2 separate regions of the Homo sapiens genome follow, and region 1 is linked to region 2. A link is a loop called in an ENCODE intact Hi-C map of the cell type or tissue named here. Cell type or tissue: chondrocyte. All regions are shown on one strand. Links, peaks and the distances in the headings refer to the core of each region. The heading gives the core; the rest is flanking DNA. Region 1 has its middle 150 kb from the start of MSN. Region 2 has its middle 97 kb from the start of MSN.

What was found. Hi-C counts contacts between places; a loop is a spot of excess contacts. Peaks named below come from ENCODE experiments on the same cell type or tissue, not always from the same donor. Only the 100,000 strongest peaks of a DNase experiment are listed, where the experiment ranks them.
Region 1: it touches region 2 in a loop (5-fold over the local background); 2 of 110 quality-filtered maps call a loop at or near these places.

What each region holds. Positions count from the first base shown.
Region 1 is chrX:65,816,477-65,828,092 of GRCh38, forward strand. It overlaps the pseudogene CCNYL5. Among named protein-coding and RNA genes, the nearest start is that of MSN, 150 kb to the left of the region's middle. RefSeq lists a silencer at 5,837-5,986. In chondrocyte, for the core only: no CTCF peak of the experiment used is centred there; a DNase peak (open chromatin) is centred at 5,761.
Region 2 is chrX:65,759,167-65,770,782 of GRCh38, forward strand. No RefSeq gene overlaps it. Among named protein-coding and RNA genes, the nearest start is that of MSN, 97 kb to the left of the region's middle. In chondrocyte, for the core only: no CTCF peak of the experiment used is centred there; no DNase peak of the experiment used is centred there.

The DNA.
Region 1 (11,616 bases), core at 1,792-9,791, 57 kb after region 2:
GGAATACAACTAACCAGTTAGGAGAAAGTTCTCTGTAATGATAATTACAAAACACTGCTCAAAGAAATCAAAAATGACACAAAGGGAAAAACATTCCATGCTTATGGACAGGAGAAATCAGTATCATTAAAATGGCCATACTGCCCAAAGCAATGTACAGAGTCAATACTATATCAAACTACCAATGACATTTTTCACCAAACTAGAAAAAAATATTTTAAGGCCAGATGTGTTGGCTCACACCTGTAATCCCAGCACTTTGGGAGGCTGAGGAGGGTGGATCACCTGAGATCATGAGTTCAAGGCCAGCCTGAACATGGTGAAACCCCCATCTCTACAAAAATACAAAAATTCGCCGGGCGTGATGATGGGTACCTGTAATCCCAGCTACTTGGGAGGCTGAGTTGGAAGAATCACTTGAATCCGGGAGGTGGAGGTTGCAGTGAGCTGAGATCGTGCCTTTGCACTCCAGCCTGGGCAACAGAGCGAGACTCCCTCTCAAAAAACAAAAAAAGAAAGAAAAAGCAAAAACTATTTTAAGATTCATATGGAACCAAAAAAGATCCCAAATAGCCAAGGCAATTCTAAGCAAAAAGAACAAAGCTGGAGGCATCACATCACCAAACTTCAAACTATACTACAGGGCTACAACAACCAAAATAGCATGGTACTCATAGAAAAACAGACACATAGACCAATTAAACAGATTAGAGAGCCCAGAAATAAGGACACACACCTACAACCATCTGAACTTTGACAAAGCTGACAAAAGCAACAGGAAAAGGACTCCCTATTCAATAAATGGTGCTGAGATAACTGGCTAGCACTATGCAGAAGATTGAAACTGGACCTCATCCTTATACAATATATAAAAATCAACTCTAGATGGATTGAAGACTTAAATGTAAATCCCAGAACTATAAAAACCCTGGAAGACAACGTAGGCAATACCATTCTGGACATAAGAACTAGCAAAGAGTTCATGATGAATCCACCAAAAGCAACTGCAACAAAAGCAAAAATTGACAGATGGGAAATAATTAAACTAAAGAGCTTTTGCACAGCAACAGAAACTATCAACAGAGTAAACAGACAACCTACAGAACAGGAGAAAATATTTGCAAACTATGCAACATACAAAGGTCTAACATCCAGCATCTATAAGAAACTTTAACAAATTTCCAAGAAAAAAACAAACAAACAACCCTATTAAAAAGTGGGCAGAGAACATTAATAGACATTTATCAAAAGAAGACATACATGTGGCCAACATGCATATGAAATAAAGCTCAATATTCCTGATGACTAGAGAAATGCAAATCAAAACTACAATGAGAGACCATCTCACAGCAGTCAGAATGGCTATTATTAAAATATCAAAAAAATAAAAGATACTGGCAAGCTTGTGGAGAAAAGAGAACACTTTTTTGTAAAATTAAAATAGAGTTTATTAGCTTTTCTTTTCTATTTTATTTTATTTTATTTTATTTTTGAGACAGAGTCTCACTTTGTCGCCCAGGCTGGAGTGCAGTGGCACCATCTCTGCTCATTGCAACCTCCGCCTCCCGGGTTCAAGCAATTCTCCTGTCTCAGTCCCCCAAGCAGCTGAGACCACAGGTGCACGCTACCACGCCCGGCCAATTTTTGTATTCTTAGTAGAGACGGGGTTTCCCCATGCTGGCCAGGCTGGTCTCGAATTCATGACCTCAGGTAATCTGCCAGCCTTAGCCTCTCAAAGTGCTAGGATTACAGGTGTGAGCTACCACACCCGGCCAGAAATAGATTTCATCTAGTTTAGAACACTAATCTCTTTTTAATATTTCAAATTTAGGTGACTTTGTTATCAGTCTCCTAAAATTATTTGCTCCTTGCCTTTTAAAGCCTGAAGTAAGACTTCCTAAGGGTTATGTAAGTAGTTTCTTAAATAGCAGGACTTAATGGGACACCTACAGCTTGGTAACGTAGGATGATAAAAGAACTGTTCATATCACCTTCTATCATTAGGGTCCATTTCCTTTTATTACATGCTAATTAACACTGCTCTTCAAAATCTTCCTTTACATTAAAGAAACTTTGGTGATCAAAGCATATAGAGCACAACCCTGCAAGTAGCTACTTTTAAAAAGAGGAGGGCATTTTATGGAGATACAAGGTATTCCAAAAGTTTAGTGTAATTTTAAGCTTTGATATATGTAGAAGTATAAATGCTACAAACCACAAACCTTTACAAAAACTTGTTTGAACGTTTTTCTTTTTCTTTTTTTATTTTAGACAGGGTCTGGAAGTTACCCAGGCTGGAGTGCAGTGGCATGATCATGGCTCACTGCAGCCTTGACCTCCTGGGCTCAAGTGATCCTCCGACCTCAGCCTCCAGGGTAGCTAGGACTACAGACACATGCAACCACATCCAGCTAATTATTTTTATTTATTATTATTTTTTTTACAGACAGGGTATCAATATGTTGCCTAGACTGGTCTTGAACACCTGTGCTCAAGCAATCCTCCCACCTCAGCCATGCAAAGTACTGAGATTGTAGGCATGAATCACTATGTCCAGCCCTTTTCTTTCGCATTTAATTTTGCATTTTTTTAAGAGATGTGGTCTCGCTATGTTGTCCAGTTTGGAGTGCAGTAGCAATTCCTATAGGCACCATCATGGTGCACTGCAGCCTCCAATACTTGACCTCAAGCAGTCCTCCAACCCCAGCCCCCCAAGCAGGTGGGATTATAGGCATGCACCACCACACCCAGCTTCATTTTGCAAATTTTTAATATAAAGCTTTTAATTGTTTGCCTCAGTGAAAGTCTGCTATCTTCAAAAGTGACTGAAACAAAAAATTAAACTATTCAGGAGACAAGTGCCAGGTGTGCCTGTAGTCCCAGCCACTCATGTCACTGATGCTAGAGGATGGCTTGAGGTCAGAAGTTCTAGGCTGCAGTGCACCATGATTGCACCTGTGAACAGCCACTGCACTCCAGCCTGGACAACAGAGCAAGACCTCATCTCTTAAAAAAATTTTTTCAAACGATGTTTTTTAAAAGGTTCATAGCATTTATACTCACGCTGCAGTGCCTTCGAGGGCCTGAGCTATATTAAAGCTTAAAACCGCTTTACTTTTTTTTTTCATTGTCACTAAGCCACCATGTTGGTTGGCATTATGAAAATATGTATTAATACACTTATTTAACAAGGGAAAAATTATCAGAAAATGAGAAGCATCATTCTTAGTTCACAAGAAATGCAACATGGACCCCAATAGAAGAAGGAGAAGTCATGCAGCCAACAAAGATATGAAAAAATGCTCATCATCACTGGTCATTAGAGAAATGCAAATCCATGTCATGCCAGTTAGAATGGTGATCTTTAAAAAGTCAGGAAACAGCAGATGCTGGAGAGGATGTGGAGAAATAGGAATGCTTTTACACTGTTGGTAGGAGTGTAATATTAGTTCAACCATTGTGGAAGACAGTGTGGTGATTCCTCAAGGATATAGAGCTAGAAATACCATTTGACCCAGTGATTCCATTACTGGGTATATACCCAAAGGATTATAAATCATGCTACTATAAAGACACATGCACATGTATGTTTATTGCAGCACTATTCACAATAGCAAGACTTGGAACCAACCCAAATGTACATCAGTGATAGACTGGATTATGAAAATGTGGCACATACACACCATGGAATACTATGCAGCCATAAAAAAGGATGAGTTCATGTCCTTTGCTGGGACATGGATGAAGCTGGAAGCCATCATTCTCAGAAAACTATCACAAGAACAGAAAACTAAACACTGCATGTTCTCATTCATAAGTGGGAGTTGAACAATGAGAACACATGGACACAGGGAGGGAAATATCACACACCGAGGCCTGTTGGGGGGTGGGGGGATAGGGGAGGGATAGCATTAGGAGAAATACCTAATATAGGTGACGGGTTGATGGGTGCAGCAAACCACCATGGCACATGTATACCTGTGTAACAAAACTGCACGTTCTGCACATTACCCCAGAACTTAAAGTATAATAAAAAATAAATAAATAAAAGAAGTAGATATCAATAACGATACTTCCTCTGTTTATGACCCCAAACATGCTAAAATGCTAAAGTAATGTTTGCAAAGAATATGAATGACAAATGTTATCCAGCAGGTTTTTGGCTTAAAATGATTGCCTATGACTAGCAGCTTCAATGGTAGGGAGGAAGAATCCTTCATTACCTAACAATGGTGCAGTCTGCTCCTAAGTGTCTTTAGAGTACCATGTTTTAATGATAATACTGCATTGATTCTAAAGGCATATGCAGCAAAATGTGGGGAGGGAGAAAAATTGGAAAAAGCATAAAAGTTATATGGTTAGTGTCTTTAAAGTTTAAAAATTTAAACTATTGTTTAAAAAAACCTTACATAGTTCACAGCTATCAGCCCATATAGTAAGCAAATATCTGTGTGGGAAAGGAACCTTCACTTTGGAGTGTTTTTTGTAACTCTGTTTACATTAAAAAGGACAGAAGAATGTTTTGTTGCATTGACAAGGTCCCATTCTTTTCTATGGAGTACAATCCTTGTTGTCCATGAATCTCTTGAATTCGAGATCTATCCTTTTAATGAAAACACTAATTTTGCTGGGTTTTGAGCAGGAAAGGTGATATTTCTCCAGTCTTTGTAGATAAAGGTCCTGTGACGTTATAACCCCTCATTTCTCCCTTTAAGAGAGGATGGCTTTAGAGTGCTGAATACCAATGAAGTCATCAGTGCTGAAAGACCTTCTCATAGGGCTCTCCACAAGTCTTTGTCTTCACACAATCTAGAAATAGCCTCTAGGTTCTGTGCTCTTTTTTTGCTAAGAGGAGCAAATAGAAAATTCAGGTTATTGTCATCTGCTAAGGAGCGAAGATCAAAGTAGTATTTGGCATAAACACTGGCAGGAACATTAAGATTAAACTGAAGAAGCATCAAAAAATGCCTTTCCATTTCATTCATGTCCTCACCTGTAATGTCCTTGAAGATCTGGCAGTAGTCCATATTCCATACAGCCTGATGGTTCCAAACCTTGGAGGCAAGAATGGCTCGCAGACCAATCCTTTTCCAGTTAGTGGGACAAATGTTGGTTTCAGCATAAGTTAAAAGCTTTTCTAAGTAAACCAAAGTTACTATTGCACATTCAGCTGTTAGCTGTGCAGCACTAAAAGGAGTATGAACAAATCTGTAAATAAATTTGTGCTCAGGATCATGCTTAAACTATTCTTCTGGAACTTTTTCTCGTGTAAGTGGATGTGATCTCTCATCAAAAATATCCAGGGATCTATTTGCATCTCTGTTCTTTATGTGGTGATATATTGCTAAGGTCACACATTTTACTGTGGTTCTAAGGTTAGGCTGGTTGACTGTGCTGTCATATAGAAATATTGTTGAGCATGAGCTATACTTTTTAGTAAGCTGCCCTGGAGATACATGGTTTAAATGGTTGCTCTTCCTCTTTTCTCTCACATCCGTTTGAGATTTGCGCAGGAAAATTGTGCTTGCCCTTGGATGGTCAGAAGGGTTTGACTCCAATGCTAAATCTTTGGGCATCTCGCGGTCGCTGATGTGCTGCAGGTGGTGGCCCTCGCCTTCTCCGAAATCAAACTCGGGAGGCTCCGCAGCAGCAGGCGCTACCGCCACCTCGTCCCCGGACGCCGCCTCGTAGATGTCGGACGCGGGGATCCGGCGCGCCGGCCCAGCTTGGGGCTGGCATTGAGGGACACGCAACAAGTCAGCGTGTTCCCCATGGGGCGCCTCCGCCCCTCTCCGCCGCCTCTGGCGCCTTCGCTTGCGCCCTACTCTGCCTCGCTCAGCAGCAGCCCCCTCCCCCAACAATGGCGCGGGGACACTGAGCAAGCAGAGGCCACCTCGCCCAGGGCTCACCCGCCCGCCCCGCGGCCCTGCTCCGCCAGGGCTCGGTCCTGCGCCACACCCCAGCCGCCACGCTGCCTCCGCCTCCGGTGAGCTGACTTGTCTGCCAAGAGAACACTTATATACTGTTGGTGGGAGTTCAGCCATTGTGGAAAGCAGTGTGGTGATTCCTCAAAGAGCTAAAAACAGAACTACTATTAAACCCAGTAATCCCATTACTGGGTATATACTCAAAACAATATAAATACTTCTACCATAAAGACACATGCATGTGTATATTCACCCCAGCACTATTCACAATACCAAAGACATGGAATCAACCTAAATGCCCATCAATGACAGACTGCATAAAGAAAATGTACATATAAACCATGGAATAATATGCAGCTATAAACAAGAATGAGATCATGTCCTTTGCAGGAACATAGATGGTGCTGGAGGCCATTATCCTTGGCAAACTAATGCATGAACAGCAAACAAAACACCACATGCCCTCACTTATAAGTGGGAGCTAAAAGATTCAAACACATGGACATAGAGAGGGGAACAACGGACACTGGGGCCTACTTGAGGGTGGAGGGTGGGAGAAGAGAGATGATCAGGAAAAATAATTATTGGGTACTAAGCTTAGTACGTATGTGATGGAATAATCTTTACAAAAAAAGTGACACAAGTTTACCTACATAACAAACTTGCACATGTACCCCTGAACCTAAAATAAAAGTTTTTTTTTTTTTTTAATGAATTTCATGAGAAGTAAAGGAGGAGGCCTAGCCTGGCAACTATTTGGTGTCATGATATCTGGGGACTTTAACTAATCACGGTTCAAAGTAAGACAACAAAATATTGTTGCTATGTTGCTGCTAAAAAGAAATTGGAATGTCAGAAAGACCATTTTAGATTTGATGTTAGGATGCAAGGCAAGTTGCAAAATCAGGGAATGAGAAATAGTGTAGGTGAGGGTGTGTGTGCGTGCAGGTATCTTAAGACCAAGGTAGGATGGTGTAGGTTGGTGTATTAGTCCGTTTTCACGCTGCTGATAAAGACAAACCTGAGACTGGGCAATTTACAAAAGAAAAAGGTTTAATTGGACTTACAGTTCCACGTGGCAGGGGAAACCTCACAATCATGGCAGAAGGCAAGGAGGATCAAGTCAGATCTTACATGGACAGCAGTAAGCAGAGAGAATGAGGAAGACGCAAAAGCAGAAATCCCTGATAGAATCATCAGATTTGTGAGACTTATTCACTACCATGGGAACAGTATGGGGGAAACCACCCCCGTGATTCAATTGTCTCCCACTGGGTCCCTCCCATAACATATGGCAATTATGGGAGTACAACTCAGGATGAGATTTGGGTGGGGACACAGAGCCAAACCATATTATTCCACCCCAGCCCCTGCCAAATCTCATGTCCTCACATTTCAAAACCAATCATGCCTTCCCAACAGTCCCCCAAACTCTTAACTCATTTCAGCATTAACCCAAAATTCCACAATTCAAAGTCTCATCTGAGACAAGGCAAGCTCCTTCCACCTATGAGCCTGTAAAATCTGCAGAGAGGTGAACTAACATTTGTACAGCTACTTTTTCTTTGTGGGTATTTTCTGCTTTCTGGTTTGCAGTAGGCTGAAAACACAGACATGGCCCCAGTCAGAAGGCTGCTGCTGAGAGTTAGAGAAACCAACAGAGCTTTTGGTAGTGCCTTGGTGCTGGAGAAACAAAACAGGAGAATATGGCAGAGCACAGTTACATGAGAAAGGCAGAGAGCTGAGCCTATGAATAGCTGGTTTTTGCCTTAAGATGGTTGCCAAATTCTGGAGCTCAGAAGGCTAAAAAGCTAAAGAGAAATGGCCATATTGCCCAAGGTAATTTATCGATTCAATGCCATCCCCATCAAGCTACCAATGACTTTCTTCACAGAATTAGAAAAAACTACTTTAAAGTTCATATGGAACCAAAAAACAGCCCACATCACCAAGTCAATCCTAAGTCAAAAGAACAAAGCTGGAGGCATCATTCTACCTGACTTCAAACTAAACTACAAGGCTACAGTAACCAAAACAGCATGGTACTGGTACCAAAACAGAGATATAGATCAATGGAACAGAACACAGCCCTCAGAAATAACACCGCATATCTACAACTATCTGATCTTTGACAAACCTGATGAAAACAAGCAATGGGGAAAGGATTCCCTATTGAATAAATGTTGCTGGGAAAACTGGCTAGCCATATGCAGAAAGCTGAAACTGGATCCCTTCCTTACACCTTATACAAAAATTAATTCAAGATGGATTAAAGACTTAAACGTTAGACCTAAAACCATAAAAACCCTAGAAGAAAACCTAGGCATTACCATTCAGGACATAGGCATGGGCAAGGGCTTCATGTCCAAAACACCAAAAGCAATGGCAACAAAAGCCAAAATTGACAAATGGGATCTAATTAAACTAAAGAGCTTCTGCATAGCAAAAGAAACTACCATCAGAGTTAACAGGCAACCTACAAAATGGGAGAAAATTTTCGCAACCTACTCATCTGACAAAGAGCTAATATCCAGAATCTACAATGAACTCAAACAAATTTACAAGAAAAAAACAAACAACCCCATCAAAAAGTGGGTGAAGGACATGAACAGACACTTCTCAAAAGAAGACATTTATGCAGCCAAAAAACACATGAAAAAATGCTCACCATCACTGGCCATCAGAGAAATGCAAATCAAAACCACAATGAGATACCATCTCACACCAGTTAGAATGGCAATCATTAAAAAGTCAGGAAACAACAGGTGCTGGAGAGGATGTGGAGAAATAGGAACACTTTTACACTGTTGGTGGGACTGTAAACTAGTTCAACCCTTGTGGAAGTCAGTTTGGTGATTCCTCAGGGATCTAGAACTAGAAATATCATTTGACCCAGCCATCCCAAAGGACTATAAATCATGCTGCTATAAAGACACATGCACACGTATATTTATTGCGGCACTATTCACAATAGCACAGACTTGGAACCAAGCCAAATGTCCAACAATGATAGACTGGATTAAGCAAATGTGGCACATATACACCATGGAATACTATGCAACCATAAAAAAGGATGAGTTCATGTCCTTTGTAGGGACATGGATTAAATTGGAAATCATCATTCTCAGTAAACTATCGCAAGGACAAAAAACCAAACACCGCATATTCTCACTCATAGGTGGGAATTGAACAATGAGAACACATGGACACAGGAAGGGGAACATCACACTCTGGGGACTGTTGTGGGTGGGGGGAGGGGGAGAGGGATCGCTTTAGGAGATATACCTAATGTTAAATGACGAGTTAATGGGTGCAGCACACCAGCATGACACATGTATACATATGTAACTAACCTGCACATTGTGCACATCTACCCTAAAACTTAAAGTATAATAATAATAAAATGAAAAAGAAAAAAAAAGAAAACTTTTGAAAGTAAAGTGCCATTAAACTGTGTCGAGTCAAGTATTAAAATTCTGGACCCATCAAGGGTAAACATGCCAAATTCTCCATTGGAAACCCTGGAGAGCTAACATTCCAAAAACCAGAGGTATTCTGGTTTACCGTGAAAGAGAAAGAGAAAAAATAGCCAATAGAAACAAAACAGACCCATAGATGTTTCAGATATTATTGTTATCAGACAAGGACTTTTAAATAATTATGATTAATATGTTCACAAAAATAGAAAAGAAAAAGAAAAAAGATAGCTAAAATAAGGAGAACTCCAGAGAGCTAAAATCTATTTAAAAGAACCAGATGGGAATTCTAGAAGGAAAAGAGCACACAAATTGAAATAAAGATCTCAACAGATAGATTTAAGAGCAGCTTAGACCATGTAAAAGAAATGATTAGTAAACCAAAAGACATAAATATACCTCTCTCAATAGCTAGCAAAATAAGTAGACAAAAAGCTGGTAGTTGAGATGAGAAAGTTTGATAGGTGATAGTCTGAGCAGATGATCATTGGAAGTGTAATAAGGTATAGTATATGTGGGGTTGCTGGAGATGGGAGGTTGGGTAGGAGAGCTGGCAAAGAGATAGGCAGGACTTCAGTCTTAGAGGGAGCATAGCAGAGTGGAAGTCATATGTGGGTTCAAATCCCAGCCTTATCACTTCAAGGTTATGAGACCTTGGGCACCTTTCTTAACCTTGATTTCTTCATTTGTAAAATGAGGCTTAGAGTATTACCTACTTTAGAGGGTTGTTGTAAAAATCAAATTTAAATGAGACAATGCTTGTAAAGTGTGTAGATGGTGACAAGGCCCATAGAAGTTGCTTGACAAATAGTAGCTGCTAACATTAGATGGCCTGGTATACTATGTAAGTTAGTAGTGTAAGGATTTAGATATCAAGAGACAGGCAAAACTGTTTTCTGCCTAACTTTCCTATTTAACTCCCCATCTAACCTTCTATTTCAGGAGATATAGGGAAAACTGGGACATAGAGGGAAACCTCATCCTTTTCTTCCATAAATCTGGCTTCTCATCTTTGTGGGCACAGAGTGTAAGAAGCAGTTTATGACCCAATATCATTTTTTGCTGGCTTTCAAAGGAACCAGGATAGAGGATAGGACCATGTGCCAGACCTTCTTTTCCAGGGACCCTTCTCTGCAAGCTGCAGGCTTTCTGGTTGACTCACTTGGTTTCTATGGGGATAGGGGTCTTGCTAAGGAGAAAGCCAGAGCACCCTGTGGCTAGAATCAGCTCCTGTTTCTGATTCTGCAGTACCAGGTGGGGGACTCCACTAAATGCTGCAGTGTGAGGTTGGGTTACAGTAGTTTGTTTCTGCTCTAACTCAATGGATTCCATGTTTTCTGAAGAGAGGTTCTGAGGTTTCATATTTTTGTAGGATTTTTTGACAAAGGCAAAGATAGCAGACGTGAAGTAGGGGCCTCTTTTCTCAGGCCAGGTTAAACATCCTCTCAGCTTCAGGACATGACACCAGACTTGATTTTGTCAATCACTTTGACAAAGAGCCTGGTTTCTACAAGGACAGACTTTCTGAGAAGAGTGTGAATATGTTTACAGGTATTCTGTGATTATGTTTATCATTCACAATTAGCTTAAAAGGCATACTAAATACCTAGAATTATTGGGAGTAAACTTGCAAAATCAAAATATTACTATGCCTTTATGATCCAAACAAAAAAAAATAATAATTCCATTAGTAGTTGCAAATTTTAATAACATTGATTGAGTATACATTTTGCTTCTAAGGATATGAAAACACATGGATGATAAATAAAAATTACACATGTTCTTGGGAAGACTTTGTATTGCTGTGACTAATGCACAAACATTAATTCCATGACTGGTTAAAAATCACATCTATTCTCTCAAAAATAATTTCCTTTGTAGACTTTTAGGAAAATGGTGGATAGGAGGCAAGATGCAGGTTTCATTTGGATGGACAGAAGAGCATGTAGACTTTTGCTCCAAGAACTACTGCAGGAGCATACCTGGAAAACCAAAGAATTCGTAGACCCTTTAAAAGAAGCAGTGTGCTGTTGAAAACTCCGAGAAAGAGCTGAAAAACTGAGTGCCCAAAGTGTGAAAGAGGGAAAGTCTGCCTCTGAACACACATCCTCAATGGGGAGCCTGAAAATCCAGATCACAGGAGAAGGATTTAACCTTACCTAGAACTGAAACAAATTTAGAGAGCCAAGCAAAATATAAAAGTAGAAGAAGCA
Region 2 (11,616 bases), core at 1,892-9,891:
TCCCCAGCAGGTCTAAACAAATAAGTGTTCAAAATGTATTTAGTGGCACTGAGCCACCAAAGAAGAGAAGGGACGTCTGACAGCATAGGAGCAGGAAGATACATACTAAATCAAATTATCATTATTATTATGAAGCAAGCCACCAACAAGCTGGAGAATTTGGGGCTCATGCATTTCTTTTATTACTTTTTGTTAGGCAGATTGGCTGGAAAAATGATTTCTCTGGGTAGAATGGGACTACTATGGACTCTTTTTTTATTGTACTTTAAGTTCTAAGATATAGGTGCAGAAGGTGCAGGTTTGTTACATAGGTATGCACTTGCCATGGTGGTTTGCTGCACCCATCAACCTGTCATCTACATTAGGTATTTCTCCTAGTGCTATCCCTCCCCTAGCCCCCCACCTCCTGACAGGCCCCAGTGTGTGATATTCCCATCCCTGTGTCCATGTGTTCTCATTGTTCAACTCCCACTTATAAGTGAGAACATGTGGTGTTTGCTTTTCTGTTCCTGTGTTAGTTTGCTGAGAATGATGGTTTCCAGCTTCATCCATGTCCCTGCAAACAGCAAGAACTCATCCTTTTTTATGGCTGCATAGTATTCCATAGTGTATATGTGCCACATTTTCTTTATCCAGTCTGTCATTGATGGGCATTTGGGTTGGTTCCAAGTCTTTGCTATTGTGAATAGTGCTGCAATAAACATACGTGTGCATATGTCTTTATAGTAAAATGATTTATAATCCTTTGGGTATATGTCCAGTAATGGGATTGCTGGGTCAAATGGTATTTCTGGTTCTAGATCTTTGAGGAATCACCACACTGTCTTCCACAATGGTTGAAATAATTTACACTCCCACCAACAGTGTAAAAGCATTCCTATTTCTCCACATCCTCTCTAGCATCTGTGGTTTCCTGACTTTTTAATAATTGCCATTCTAACTGGTGTGAGATGGTATCTCATTGTGGTTTTGATTTGCATTTCACTAATGACCAGTGATGATGAGCCTTTTTTCATATGTTTCTTGGCTGCACAAATGTCTTCTTTTGAGAAGTGTCTGTTCATATCCTTTGCCCACTTTTTGATGAGGTTGTATGATTTTTTTCTTGTAAGTTTAAGTTCTTTGTTGATTCTGGATATTAGCCCTTTGTCACATGGATAGATTGCAAAAATTTTCTTCCATTCTGTAGGTTGCCAGTTCACTCTGATGGTAGTTTTTTTTTTTTTTTTTTTAATTTTTTTTTTTTTGCTGTGCAGAAGCTCTTTAGTTCAATTAGATCTCATTTGTCAGTTTTGGCTTTTGTTGCCATTGCTTTTTGTGTTTTAGTCATGAAGTCTTTGTCCATTCCTATGTCCTGAAAGGTATTGCCTAGGCTTTTTTCTGGGGTTTTTATGGTTTTAGGTCTTATTTTTACATCTTTAATCCATCTTGAATTAATTTTTATGCAAGGTGTAAGGAAGGGGTCCAGTTTCAGTTTTCTGTATATGGCTAGCCAGTTTTCCCAATACCATTTACTAAATAGAGAACCCTTTCCCATTGCTTGTTTTTGTCAGGTTTGTCAAAGATCAGATGGTTGTAGATGTGTGGCATTATTTCTAAAGCCTCTGTTCTGTTTCATTGGTCTATATATCTGTATTGGTACTAGTACCATGCTGTTTTGGTTACTGTAGGCTTGTAGTATAGTTTGAAGTCAGGTAGCATGGTGCCTCCAGCTTTGTTCTTTTTGCTTAGGATTGTCTTGGCTATGTGGGCACTTTTTTGGTCCATATGAAATTTAAAGTAGTATTTCTAATTCTGTGAAGAAAGTCAGTGGTGGCTTGATGGGGACAGCATTGAATCTATAAATTACTTTGGACAATATGGCCATTTTCACAACTCTTCCTATTCATGAGCCTGGAATATCTTTCCACCTGTTTGTGTCCCCTCTTATTTCCTTGAGCAGTAGTTTGTAATTCTCCTTGAAGAGGTCCTTCACATCACTTGTAAGTTGGATTCCTAGGTATTTTATTCTCTTTGCAGCAATTGTGAATTGGAGTTCACTCATGATTTTGCTCTCTGTCTATAATTGGTGTATAGGAATGCTTGTGATTTTTGCACATTGATTTTCTGTCCTGAGACTTTGCTGAAGTTGCTTATCAGCTTAAGGAGTTTTTGGGCTGAGACGACAAGGTTTTCTAAAAATACAATCCTATCATCTGCAGAGACAATTTGATTTCCTATCTTCCTATTTGAATACGCTTTATTTCTTTTTCTTGCCTGATTGCCCTGGACAGAATTTCCAATACTATTTTGAATAGGAGCAGTGAGAGAGGGCATCCTTATCTTGTGCAGGTTTTCAAAGGGAATGCCTTTAGTTTTTGCCCATTCAGTGTGATATTGGCTGTGGGTTTTTTCAGAAATAGCTCTTATTATTTTGAGATGCATTCCATCAATAGCTAGTTCATTGAGAGTTTTTAGCATGAAGTTGTGTTGAATTTTATCAACAGCCTTTTCTGCATCTATTGAGATAATCATGTGGAATTTGTCATTGGTTTGTTTATGTGATGGACTACATTTATTGATTTGCATATGTTGAACCAGCCTTGCATCCCAGGGATGAAGCCAACTTGATCGTGGTGGATAAGCTTTTTAATGTGTTGCTGGATTCGCTTTTCCAGTATTCTATTGAGGATTTTCACATCGATATTCATCAGGGATCTTGGCCTGAAATTTTCTTTTTTTGTGTGTGCGTCTCTGCCAGGTTTTGGTATCAGTATAATGCTGGCCTCAAAAAATAAGTTAGGGAGCAGTCCCTCTTTTTCTATTGTTTGGAATAGTTTCAGAAGGAATGGTACCAGCTCCTCTTTGTACCTCTGGTAGAATTTGGCTGTGAATCTGTCTGGTCCTGGACTTTTTTTGGTTGGTAGGCTATTAATTACTGCCTCAATTTCAGAAGGTGTTATTGGTTTAGTCAGGGATTCGACTTCTTCCTGGTTTAGTTTTGGGAGGGTGTATGTGTCCAGGAATTTATCCATTTCTTGTAGATTTTCTAGTTCATTTGCATAGATGTGTTTATGGTATTCTCTGATGGTAGTTTGTATTTCTGTGGGATCAATGGTCATATTCCTTTTATCATTTTTTATTGCGTCTATTTGATTCTTCTCTCTTTTCTTCTTTATTATTCTGGCTAGTGGTCTATTTTGTTGATCTTTTCAAAAATCCAGCTCCTGGATTCATTGATTTTTTTGAAGGGTTTTTTGTGTCTCTATCTTCTTCAGTTCTGCTCTGATTTTAGCTATTTCTTGCCTTCTGCTAGCTTTCGAATTTGTTTGCTCTTGCTTCTCTAGTTCTTTTAATTGTGATGTTAGTGTGTCAATTTTAGATCTTTCCTGCTTTCTCTTATGAGCATTTAGTGCTATAAATTTTCCTCTAAACACTGCTTTAATTGTGTCCCAGAGATTCTGGTACATTGTGTCTTTGTTCTCATGTGTTTCAAAGAACTTACTTAGATCTGCCTTAACTTTGTTATTTCCCCTGTAGTCATTCAGGGACAGGTTGTTCAGTTTCTATGTAGTTGTGTGGTTTTGAGTGAGTTTCTTAATCCTGAGTTCTAATTTTATTGCACTGTGATCTGAGATACTGTTATGATTTCCGTTTTTTTCATTTGCTAAGGAGTGCTTTATTTCCAATTATGTGGTCAATTTTAGAATAAGTGTGATGTGACGCTGTGAAGGATGTATAGTCTGTTGGTTGGGGGTGGAGAGTTCTGTAAATGTGTATTAGTTCTGCTTGGTCCAGAGCTGAGTTCAAGTCCTGGATATGCTTGTTAATTTTCTGTCTCGTTGATCTGTCTAATATTGACAGTGGTGTGTTAAAGTCTCCCACTATCATTATGTGGGAGTCTAAGTCTCTTTGTAGGTCTCCAAGAACTTGCTGTATGAATCTGTGTGCTCCTGTATTGGGTGCATATATATTTAGGATAGTTAGCTCTTCTTGTTACATTGATCCCTTTACCATAATATAATGCCCTTCTTTGTCTCTTTTGATCTTTGTTGGTTTCAAGTCTGTTTTATCAGAGACTAGGATTGCAACCCCTGCTATTTTTTGCTTTCCATTTGCTTTGGAAATATTATTCCATCTCTTTATTTTGAGCCTATATGTGTCTTTGCAAGTGAGATGAGTCTCCTGAATCAGCACATTGATGGGTCTCCTCTCTTTAACCAATTTACCAGGCTGTGTCTTTTAATTGGGGTGTTTAGCCTGTTTACATTTAAGGTTAATATTGTTATGTGTGAAGTTGATCCTGTCATTATGATGCTAGCTGGTTATTTTGGCCATTAGTTGATGAAGTTTCTTCATAGTGTCAATGGTCTTTTCAATTTGGTATGTTTTTGTGGTGGCTGGTACTGGTTTTTCCTTTCCATGTTTAGTGCTACCTTCAGGAGTTCTTGTAAGGCAGGCCTGGTGGTGAAAAAGTCTCTCAGCTTTTATTTTTCCTTCGTTTATGAAGCTTAGTTTGGCTGGATATGAAATTCTGGGTTGAAAATTCTTTTCTTTAAGAATGTTGAATATTAACCCCCACTCTCTTCTGGCTTGTAGGGTTTTTTCCAGAGACATCCGCTGTTAGTCTGATTAACTTCCTTTTGTGGGTAACCCGACCTTTCTCTCTGGCTGCCCTTAACATTTTTTCCTTCATTTCGACCTTGGTGAATCTGATGAGATTATGTGTCTTGGGGTTGCTCTCTCGATGAATATCATTGAGGTGCTCTCTGTATTTCCTGAATTTGAATGTTGGCCTGTCTTGCTAGCATGGGGAAGTTCTTCTGGATAATATCCTGAAGAGTGTTTTCCAACTTGTTTTCATTCTCCCCATCATTTTCATGTACACCCATCAAACGTAGGTTTGGTCTTTTCACATAGTCCCATATTTCTTGGAGGCTTTGTTCGTGCCTTTTCATTTTTTTTCTCTAATTTTGTCTTCACGCTTTATTTAATTAAGCTGATTTCAATCTCTGATATCTTTTTTTCTGCTTTATCAATTCGGCTATTGATACTTGTGTATGCTTCACAAAGTTCTTGTGCTGTGTTTTTCAGGTCCATCTGGTTATTTATGTTCTTTAAATTGGTTATTCTAGTTAGCAATTCATCTAACTTTTTTTCAAGGATCTTAGCTTCCTTGCATTGGATTAGACCATGCTCCTTTAGCTTTGAAGAGTTTGTTGTTACCCACCTTCTGAAGCCTACTTCTGTCAATTCATCAAACTCATTCTCCATCCAGTTTTGTTTCCTTGCTGGCAAGGAGTTGTAATTCTTTGGAGGAAAAAGGGCATTTTTGGAATTTTCAGCCTGTTTGCGTGGGTTTCTCCCCATCTTCGTGGATTTATCTACCTTTGGTCTTTGATGTTGGTGACTTTTGGATGGGGTTTCTGTGTGGATGCCCTTTTTGTTGATGTTGATGTTATTCCTTTCTGTTTGTTAGTTTTCCTTCTAATAGTCAGGCCCCTCTGCTGCAGGTCTGCTGGAGTTTGCTGGAGGTCCACTCCAGACCCTGTTTGCCTGGGTGTCACCAGTGGAGGCTGCAGAACAGCAAAGATTGCTGCCTGTTCCTTCTTCTGGAAGCTTTGTCCCAGAGGGGCACCTGCCAGATACCAGCCGGAGCTCTCCTGTATGTGGTGTCTGTCAACCCCTCCCAGTCAGGAGGCACAGAGGTCAGGGATCCACTTGAGGAGCCAGTCTGTCCCTTAGCAGAGCTGGAGCGCTGTGCTGGGAGATTCGCTGCTCTCTTCAGTGCTGGCATGCAGAAGTGTTTGAGTCTGCTGAAGTTGTGCCCACAGCTGCCCCTTTCCCCAGGTGCTCTGTCCTAGGGAGTTGGGAGTTTTATCTATAAGCCCCTGACTGGGGCTGCTGCCTTATTTTTCAGAGATGCCCTGCCCAGAGAAGAGGAATCTAGAGAGGCAGTCTGGCTTCAGAGGATTTTCTGAGCTGTGGAAGGCTGTGCCCAGTTGGAATTTCTCCGTGGCTTTGTTTACACTGTGAGGGGAAAACCACCTACACAAGCCTCAGTAATGGCAGATGTCCCTCCCCTCACCAAGCTTGAGCCTCCCAGGTTGACTTCAGACTGCTGTGCTGGCAGCAAGAATTTCAAGCCAATGAATCTTAGCTTGCTGGGCTCCATGGAGTTAGGATCTGCTGAGCTAGACCACTTGGCTTTCTGGCCTCAGCCTCCTTTCCAGGGGAGTGAATGGTTCTGTCTCGCTGGCATTCCAGACACCACTGGGGTATGAAAAAAAACTCCTGCAGCTAGCTCGATGTCTGCCCAAATGGCCACCCAGTTTTGTACTTGAAAACCAGGGCCCTGGTAGCATAGGCACCAGAGGGAATCTCCTGGTCTGCCAGTTGCGATGACCATGGGAAAAGTGTAGTATCTGGGCTGGAGTGCACCATTCCTCAAGCCACAGTCTTTCAAGGCTTCCCTTGTCTAGGGAGGGAGTTCCCCGACCCCTTGTGCTTCTCGGGTGAGGTGATGCCCCACCCTGCTTCAGCTCGCCCTCCATGGGCTGCATCCACTGTCTAACCATTCCCTATGAGAGGAGCTGGGTACCTTAATGTATATGGCCAAACTGTTGTATTAATTTATATAATAAAAAGTTGTATTAATTTTTATTTCCATGTGGTTAATTCTAACAATCTTCTTTTATGTTATTAGGTGCTGAATTAATAGGTTAAATATTTAAATTTAAAAAAAATTTTAAAAATATAAATGACTTTTTCTCATGTGTACTGATTACTAGTGTTTGTTCTCATTTGAATTGCCTTTCCATGTCCCTTGCCATTTTTTAAATTGAGGAATTGATTTTTTATGATTTAAAAGAATTATTTATATAATTCTTGAAATATATCCTTTGTTATAGATAATTTAAATATACCCTCCATCCCATTTGTCAACTTTGTTTATGGTGTATGTGTATGCACACAGATGCATGAGTTTAAGCATTCAGAATATTTTCTTTTTTTGGGGGGCATATATATGATTTCTTCCTTAATTTGAGTTTAATTTTAGCTTTTGCAACTGCTTGTGCCTCGAAAATAGAAACTAGATTTTTTCTTATCCTCCATGGTGTCTATGGTGGGACTTTGCAAATAACAGGGGCCTAGTAAATGTTTCATTAAAATCAAATCAGTCTTTTGACAGATTTGAAGAATGCAGTGGAATTAGTCAAAGGACATGTTTTTCAGATGACCTTATCCTGAATGTGACTTATTGTATATACTTTCTTTCCATTCCTATTGTATACATTCTTGCTAACATTTATTTTTGTCATTTAAAAATTTTAGCCATCTGCTATGGTTTGGATATGGTTTGTTTGTCCCCAGTAAAGCTCATGCTGAAATTTGATTCCCAGTGTAGTGATGTTGGGAGGTGGGGTCGGTGAGTGGTATTTGGGTAATTGAAGCTGATTCCTCATGGATGGCTTGGTGACATTCTCGTAGCAGTGAATTCTCACTCTTACAAGATTGGATTAGTTCTTGTAGGAATGGATTAGTTACTGTGAGAGTAGATTGTTATAAAGCCAGGATGTCCCTCAGATTTTCCTGTCTTCACAGGTGCCTGTTTCCCCTTTGACCCTCTTTGCCATGTTGTGATGCAGCAAAAAACCCTCATCAGAAGACAGGGCTGTGCTCTTGAACTTCTCAGCCTGTAGAACTGTGAGCAAAATAAATCTCTTTTCTTTGTAAATTACCCAGTCTCAGGTATTCTTTTATAGTAACACAAAATTGACTAAGATACTATTCTAGTGGGTGTAAAGTGGTATCTCACTGTGGTTTTAATTTATAATACCCTAATAAAAAATAATGTTGGGAAACTTTTCATATGTTTATTGGCCATTTAAATATCTTCTTTGGAGAAATGTCTATATAGATCCTTTACCTAATTATGTTGTTTTTTATTGTTGATGTTAAAATTTTCTTTATATATTTTAGATTTAAGTCCCTTATTAGATGTATGTTTTACAAATGTATTTTTCCATTCTATGGGTTGCCTTTCTACTTTCTTGATAGCATCGTTTGAAGCACAAAGATTTTAACTTTGATGATGTCCAGTTTACCTATTTTTTATTTTGTTCTTTTGCCTTTAGTGTCATATCTAAGAAATCATTGTTTCATAGAAGGTTACAAAGATTTACTCCTAATATTTTATTCTATGAGTGTTATAGTTTCAGCTCTTACATTTAGGTCTTTGACCAATTTTGAGTTAATTGTTATATATGGTGTGAAGTAGGGGGTTCAACTCTATTTTTTATGTGTGTTTATCCAATTATCCTAGCACTGTTTTTTAAAGATTATTTTTTCCCCTTGGCATTTTTGTTGAAAATCATTGACTGTAAATATGAAGGTTTATTTCAGAACTAAAAATTTTATATGTCTGTCCTTATGCAGGTAGCACACTGCACTGACTGCAGTACCTGCATAGTAAAATTCGACATTGAGGAGTGCTAGTATTCCATTATTGCTCTTCTTTTTAAAAATTGTTTTGACTATTTTGATCTCTTTGAATTTACATATGAATTTTAGGATCAGCTTGTCAATTTCTACAAATAACTTAGCTGGGGTTCTGTTAGGAATTGTTTTGAATTTCTAGCTCAATTTGAATAGTATTGCCATCTTAAGAATATTTAGTCTTCCAATCCATGGACATAGAATGCTGATATGGTTTGGATTTGTGTCCCCGCCCAAATCTCATGTTGAATTGTAATCCCCAGTGGAGGGCCCAGAGGAGGGGCCTGGTGAGAGGTGATTGGATCATAGGAGTGGATTTCTCCCTTGCTTTTCTCATGATAGTGAGTGAGTTCTCATGAGATCTGGTTGTTTAAAAGTATGTAACATCTCCCACTTCATCCTCTTTTCCTCCTGCTCTGGCCAGGTAAAACATGCTTCCTTTTTATTTGCCTCCGCCATCATTGTAAATTTCCTGAGGCCTCCCCAGCCATGCTTCCTGTACAGCCTGAAGAACCATAAGCCAACTACACGTCCTTTCTTTGCAAATTACCCAGTCTCAGGTATTTCTTTATAACAACGAGAGAATGAACTAATAACAGAAAATTGGTACCTAGGAGTGGGGCATTGCTATAAAGATACCTGAAAATCTGTAAGCAACTTTAGAACTGGGCGATGGGCAGAGGTTGGAACAGTTTGGAGATCTCAATAGAAGACAGCAAGATGAGGGAAAGTTTGGAACTTCCTAGAGACTTGTTGAATGGTTGTGACCAAAATACTGATAGTGATATGGACAATGAAGTCCAGGCTCAGGAGGTTTCAGATGGAGATGAGGAACTTACTGGGGACTAGAGAAAAAGTCATTCTTGCTATGCTTTAGCAAAGAGACTGGAAACATTGTGCCCCTGCTCTAGGGATCTTTGGAACTTTGAACTTGAGAATGATGATTTAGGGTATCTGATGGAAGAAATTTCTAAGCAGCAAAATGTTCAAGATGTAGCCAGACTGCTTCTAACACCATATGGTCATATGCATGGGCAAAGAGATGATCTGAAACTGGAACTTATATTTGAAAGGGAAGCAGAACATAAAAGTTTAGAAAATTTGCAGCCTGACCATGTGGTAGAAAAAAAATTTTGGTTTCCTTGGGAGGAATTCAAGCCAGCTGCAGAAATTTGCATAAATGAAGAGGAGCTGAATGTTAATAGCCAAAACAATGGGGAAAATGTCTTGAAGGCATTTCAGAGACCATTGTGGCAGCCCCTCCCATCACAGGCCTGGCCTAGAAGGGAAGAATAGTTTCATGGTCAGGCCCAGAGCCCGCTGCCCTGCTCAGCCTTGGGACACTGCTCCCTGCATCTTAGTCACTCCAGCTCCAGTTGTGGCTAAAAAGGGCCCCAGACATGTCTCAGGCCACTGCTCCACAGAGTGCAAGCTGTAAGTCTTGACAGCTTCAACATGGTGTTAGGCCTGCAGGTGCACATAGGGCAAGAGTGGAGGCTTGGGAGCCTCTACCTAGATTTTGGAGGATGTATGGAAACACCTGGATGTCCGTTCGGAAGTCTGCTGCAGGAGCAGAGACCTCATGGAGAACCTCTACTAGGGCAGTGAGGAGGGGAAATGTGGGGTGGATCCCCCACACAGAGTCTCCACTGGGGCACTACCTAGTGGAGCTGTGAGAAGACAGCCACCATCCTCCAGACCCCAGAATGGTAGATCCACTGACAGCTTGCACCATGCTCTTGGAAAAGCTGCAGGCACTCAATGCCAGTCCATGAAAGCAGCTGAGGGAGCTGTACCCTGCAGAGCCACAGGGGAACAGGTGCTCTGGGCCTTGGGAACCCACCCCTTGCATCAGGATGGCCTGGATTTGAGACACGGAGTCAAAAGAAGTTATTTTGGAGTTTTAAGATTTAATGACTGCCCTGCTGGGTTATGGACTTGCATGGGGCCTGTAGTCTCTTTGTTTTGCCTGTCTCTCTTTTGGAATAATTGTGTTTACCCAATGCCTGTACCTGATTGTATCTTGGAAATAACTAACTTGTTTTTGATTTTACAGGCTTTCACATAGGTGAAAGGGATTTGCCTTGTCTCAAATGAGACTTTGCACTATGGACTTTTGAGTTAATCTTGAAATGAGTTAAGACTTGGCAGACTGTTGAGAAGGGATTATTATATTTTACAATGTGAGAAGTACATGAGATTTGAGAGGTACCAGGAGCAGAATGAGATGGTTCGGATTTATATCCCCACCCAAATCTCATGTCAAATATAATCCCTAATGTTAGAGAAGGGGCCTGGTAGGGGGTGATTGGATCATGGGGGCAAACTTCCCCCTTGCTGTTCTTGTGATACTGAGCGAGTTTTCACAAGATCTAGTTGTTTAAAACTGTGTAGCACCTCCCCCTTCACCCTTTCTTCATCCTGCTCTGGCCTTGTAAGATGTGCCTCCTTCCTCTTCACCTTTTGCCATGATTGTCAGTTTCCTGAGGCCTCTTCAGCCATGCTTCCTGTACAGCCTGTGGAACCATGAGCCAATTAAAGCTCTTTTTTAAAATAAATTATCCAATCTCAGGTAGTTCCTTATAGCAATGCGAGTATGGACTAATACAAATGCCTTTCTATTTATTCAGGTCTTCATCATTTTCTTTCATTAGCATTGGTAATTTTTAGCCTACAGAACTATACATGTTTTCTTGCATGTATAATTAAATATTTTCTTTGAGTGATTGTACATTATATTGTGTTTTAAATTTTGATTTCCACGTGGTCATTATTACTATATAAAAATGCGAATGATTTTTGTGTGTTGATGTTGGGTCCTGTGACCTTGATGAGTTCCCATATTAGTTCTAATAAGTTTTTTGTATATCTCTTGATATTTCCTATGTAGATCATCATTTCACATGTAAATAGGGACAATTTTACTTCTTCCTTCACAATCTGTTTTCTTTGTTTCCTCTTTTGCCTTATTGTGATGGCTAGAAATAAGAGTGATAAGTGCCAGGTGTGGTGGCTGATGCCTGTAATCCCAGCACTTTGGGAGGCCAAGGCAGGCAGATCACGTGGTGAGGAGATAGAGACCATCCTGGCCAACATGGTGAAACCTTGTCTCTACTAAAAATACAAAAATTGGCTGGG